Linked DNA regions of Homo sapiens: region 2 is linked to region 1. The links are chromatin loops, found by intact Hi-C in ENCODE. Cell type or tissue: PC-9. All regions are shown on one strand.

What was found. Peaks named below come from ENCODE experiments on the same cell type or tissue, not always from the same donor. Only the 100,000 strongest peaks of a DNase experiment are listed, where the experiment ranks them.
Region 2: a loop joins it to region 1, with 5 times the contacts of the local background. A loop is called at or near these places in 11 of 110 quality-filtered maps.

What each region holds. Positions count from the first base shown.
Region 1 is chr1:29,235,471-29,237,970 of GRCh38, forward strand. It overlaps PTPRU (protein tyrosine phosphatase receptor type U), which reads left to right and starts at 1,052. Exons shown (of 30, transcript NM_133178.4): 1 at 1,052-1,247. The coding sequence starts at 1,175. RefSeq lists a silencer at 855-1,174. In PC-9, a CTCF peak has its summit at 998 (motif pointing right); no DNase peak of the experiment used is centred here; H3K4me3 peaks cover 1,299 bases; H3K27ac peaks cover 1,193 bases.
Region 2 is chr1:29,321,149-29,323,648 of GRCh38, forward strand. PTPRU (protein tyrosine phosphatase receptor type U) reads left to right here. Exons shown (of 30, transcript NM_133178.4): 27 at 2,223-2,348; 28 at 2,483-2,500. Among named protein-coding and RNA genes, the nearest start is that of LINC01756, 28 kb to the right of the region's middle. In PC-9, no CTCF peak of the experiment used is centred here; no DNase peak of the experiment used is centred here.

The DNA of each region.
Region 1 (2,500 bases):
GCACTCTATTTGAAATTGCAACAATTCCCCTTCCCTTCCCTGTCCCCCCACCACCCCCAAATTTCCTGGTGTATGAGACAGTGATAAAGGACGTACACCAGAGGGTTTGCTTTTTTGTTTTTGTTTTTTTGGTTGTTTACTGTTCTTGTCTTCCCACTGGAATGTAAGGTCCATGAGAGTAGGGAATTTTTGTCTGTTTTATATCTCTACCCTGGCCTATAGTAATTGTTGAATAAATGAATAGACCCCAATAAATATTTGTTGAATGAATAGGTGTCCAGATGGGAGGAAGGTCTCAGCCCCTATTCAATTCAAACCAAACAACTTTGATTCAAATCTCGGTGCTGTCAAATACTGTTGCATAACAGTATTTATGCAGTATAATTATTGCATACCTAATATATGATGATTAAATGAGTCCATGTGGGTTAAACACATAGAAGGTACCTGGTCTTACATAGTAATGAGCAACGAGTTTGCAGATCATAGTGCGAGGGCTCGTTCTGGGTAGAGGCCCAAATACATTTAACCTGTGTAGCCAGAAGGTAGAGTAGGACCAGTGAGGGCTAGTGAGGGAGGTAGACTTGCACGTCATGAAATGAAAAACTTTCTAAAAGCCGGCGTTTCCAAAGCCCCAACAACCGCTCTTGGCCAGGTGATGAGCGCCCTGTTCCTGGAGGTATGTAGAACACGCATTTGAAGGCGCCAAGGTACAAGGGATTCAGGCATCGGATGGGACAGAGGCCGGGTGTCCCTGGGTCACCGTCCCTGAGAGCGCTGTACGGGAGCTAGGCGTGGGCCATGAGCGTGCTCGCCTGGCAGTGTTGGTGCCCGGTCCGTGGAGACGTCCGTGGGCGTCCAGACCCAGCCGCGGGGCCTCATGGCGGGGAGGATGCGGGAGCGGGGGAGGGGCGCGCCAGGGCTAGCGGGCGGCCGGACCCGCTGCAGCACCCGCCGTGGCCAGCAGGGAGCGCCGCGAGACCGCCGAACCCGCGGCCGGGCCTGACGTCAGCGCCCCGCTTGCTCCGGCTCGCGCTCTGGACTCGGCGCCAGTCCCGCTCCGCGCCGCGCCGCTCCGCTCCGGCTCGGGCTCCGGCTCGCCTCGGGCTGGGCTCGGGCTCCGGGGGCGGCGTCCCCCGCGCCGGGCCCCGGGACGGGCGGCGACGCTCCAACCATGGCCCGTGCCCAGGCGCTCGTGCTGGCACTCACCTTCCAGCTCTGCGCGCCGGAGACCGAGACTCCGGCAGGTAAGCGCGCGGCGGCCGGACCGAGCCTGCCCCGCCGAGCCTCGGGGCCCGTGGCGTAGCTCGGAAGAAAGTGTGAGTGTTGAGTGACCGGGCGTTACGAGCGTGCTCCCTGTGTGTGTCTGAGCGTAGGATGGGCGATTGTGTGCCCGGGGTGTTGCGTGACTGCGAATGTTGTGTGTCCGTGAGTTCTGTGCGCAAGAAAAGGTGATGTGTGTCGGCGAGTATGTTGGGGGTGAATGTTGTGTGCATCGAGGCATTGGGTGTGCGCTGAGTGTCTTGTGGGTCTGCCAGTGTGTAGTGTTTGTGTGGCCAAGTGGGTTGTGTGTGCATCTGAGTTTGGTTGTGTTGCGGGAGTTGTATCTGCTAATGTGTTGCATTTGTTTGCATTTTGTATGCCTGGCCGGGAGTGCTGTTTGTTTTGTGTCTGCGAGTGGGTTGTGTGTTTGTGTTATGCCTGTGGCCAAGGGTGCTCTCTGGATCCCGCCTGAGTGTGGATCCGGGAACGCGTGTGTGGCGTGTGTGCTTTTGAGATCCGTGTACATGTGTGAAGGCGTGGGAACGGGTCCGGAACGTGTGTGTCCGTGCGCTGTGTACGTGTGGGGAGTGTCTAGGGTATGTGGTGTGTGCTGCCGGGGGCCGCGTGGGTCCGAGTGAATGCCAAGTGTGCCGGGAATGCGTGTGTGGGAGCGAGTCTGGAACGGATGTGAGTGTGTGCGAATGTGTCCGTGTGTGCTGGCTGCGCGTCCAGGAATGTTGCGAGTGTGGAGCGCGCCTGGGCCGCGGCTGCGAGTGTGCCCTGGTCCCGGGGCCGCCCGAGGGGGCGGTGGCAGGACGTGTGTGCGCGCGTGTGCGTGTGCGCGTGTGTGGCGCGCTGGGCCGGAACAAGTTGTCGCGGCGGCGCCCCCTGGGCTGCCCGGGTCGGGCAGGGCCCGAGGCTCAGGGGAGGACCGGGCCCCGCGGCCGCCGCCTCGGGCATGTCGGACTGTTTGTTGTTTCGCAAGTTCCGCGCGGCGCTGGCGGGCGGCTGATCCGAGGCGGCGCCGGGGCTGCGGGGCGCCCGGGCCAGCGGGCCCCAGCGAGGGGCCGGCGGGCGGGCAGGGGAGGGCCGGACCGGCGGGCGCTCCTGCGGTGGCCGGGCCGCGGCTGCGCCCCGGGCGGCCGGGCGGGGGCTGTCCCCGGGCTGGGCTGCGACGTCCGGGCGCGGGCAGGGCCTGGCTCGCCGCCGGGGGACGGCGCCCCCTCCCTTGGCGCGC
Region 2 (2,500 bases), 86 kb after region 1:
GCCTATCGAGTAGCTGGGACTACAGGCTGCATCACCACAGCTGTCTGATTTTTTTTTTTTTTTTTTTTTTTCAGTAGAGACAAGGTCTCACTGTGTTGCCTGGACTGGTCTCGAACACCTGGCCTCAAGTGATCCTCCCACCTTGGTCTCCCAAAGAACTGGGATTATAGGCATGAGCCACTGCCTCTGGCCACAGTTGCTCTTTATTGGCCCCCTGCTAAGCCAGGGACTGCTTTGCACTCATGGTCTTATTTAGAATCTATAATGACCTTGGAGGGAAGGCTTCAGTGAGAAAATTAAGACCCAAAGAGGTTCAGTGCCTTCTCCAGGGCCACATGGCTGGGGAGGGGCAGAGCTGTGCTCCCCAGCCTCAGCTGCCTCATTCCAGAGCTTCTGCTCTTTTAGTCACTCCACTAAAGCGCCCATCATGGGGGCCTCCGAGGTAGAGTACAATTCAAGCCTCCTACTTTCTGACTGTTTGATCTAGGGTAAGTTGATTGACCTCTTTTGAGTTTTACTTTCCTTCTCTGTAAAATGGGGGCCATCATAGGACCTGTTCTTGTGGGGTTATTGTGAGGACCAGGTCAGGTGTGCATAGGATATGTGGCACTGCTGTGTCTGCTGCACAGTAGGCATGTGGTATGTGGCAGGGACAAAGATGATGAGGGTGACAGTTGTATCTGAGATTGGCCCAGACACTGGTTCAGTGACCTCAGCCTGGGGGCAGCCCCTCTGACTCCCCTGTTTCCCTTTGGAGCTCCCAAGAAGTACAGATACCCAGCCTTCCAGCCCTGCCTGACCATGTGCTTTAGGTCTCTGGACCCCTTCCCACCCCAGCTTTCTGCTGGGCCCAGGGGGCTAGGAAGATTTGCTGTAAAATGAGTACAACAGCTTCTTAATGGCCTCCTTGAGAAGATTGCATTAACTGGGCTCTTTATGAGTCAGGCACTTTGTGAAAATGACCCAGGACTACAGGATAATGGGCCTCAGCCCTGGTGCAGCAGGAACCATCCTTGCTAGGGTAGAGGGGAGAGGCCCAGAGGGAGGCTCACAGAGATGTAGTTCACTGGGCACTGATTTGCTCATCTGCTCAACCAACTTTGCCCATGAACAGCTCCCTGCAGTGGGCAGGGAGGAGACAGAGGGAGAAGAGACACAGCCCCTCCCAGATCTCATGGTCCAGGAGGAAACAGGTAGAAAAACTGATAGTGACAGCACAGAGGGAAAAGAGCTATGAAAGAGCTGGCACAGGGACAGAGAAGTCCGGGGGATCATGTATCGGCGATGGCTTCCTGGAGGAGGTAGTGTCTGAGCTGAGATGTGTGGGAAGGGCAGAATTAACTAGGTGAGGAGGTGGAGGAAGAGAGACCCGTGGAGAGGGAGCAGCCTGTGCAGGGTTCTGAACGCACAGGGTTGCCAGGACCTGAGGCAAAATGAGGAAGGTGGTGTCCTCCTGTCCTGGGCTGTGGTCAGAGGGGATTGATGAGCACGGTGTCTTTTTGGGAGAGGATGGGAGTCATTTTACCGACGGAGAAACTGAGGCCAAGAGAAAGGAAGAGCCTTTCCTGGGCTTCAGGCAGAGCTGAGACTAGAAACTGAGGCTCAGGATACTTAGCCTGGAGGATGTGTGTGTGTATTTGTACGTGTGTTTGTGTGTGTTAGGTCATAGGGCTGTACCTCCTCTGTCCCTCCACAGTCTGGAGTCTGGGAGGGGGTTGTATTTAGGACCCTGACTCCATGGAGGGGTCCTGGGGCAGAAGTGGGGGTACTGAACTGTGTTGCAGCATCAGGGACACCCCACCTCTGTGAGCTGGTGCTGAAGGGCAGAGGCAGTGAGAGAGAAGGCTGGGGGGAGGTTCTGGGGTGGGTGGGAGTGATCCAGGCCTATTCCTGGAAGCAGGCAGCCTCATGTAGGAGCGTGTGAACCGGTTAAGGTGTAGCTTTCTAGCTGCACAGCAGTAGGCATCAGTGCAGTTTGCAAAGGGTTCATCTTGGCTGATCTGAACGTGTCAGTGCAGAACGCATTGGGGCAGGTGGGCCTTGCAGCCTGTGGGCAACTGGTGGTGATTGGGGGAGCTGCTGAAGGTGAGTCTGGAGTGAGTGGGTGGGCCAGGGTTCGTGGGAGCCACAGGGCAAGTGTGGAGCCCTTGGGGTGGGCATGGCTGTGGGGTGAGCCCCGGCCAGGCTCTACTCAGCTCTCCCCTCTCCGTGCTTATGCCCAGCCCTGCCTGCAGTACTGGCCAGAGCCAGGCCGGCAGCAATATGGCCTCATGGAGGTGGAGTTTATGTCGGGCACAGCTGATGAAGACTTAGTGGCTCGAGTCTTCCGGGTGCAGAACATCTCTCGGGTGAGTGGTCTGAGGAGCCCCAGGGAAGGACCCTGGGTGGTGGCTGGGGCAGCTTTTAATGACCCTCTGTGTCATCAGGGGCCCCTGGGACCCTGGTGCTCATGTCCTCCCTGGCTGGCTGCCCCTGTCCCCAGTTGCAGGAGGGGCACCTG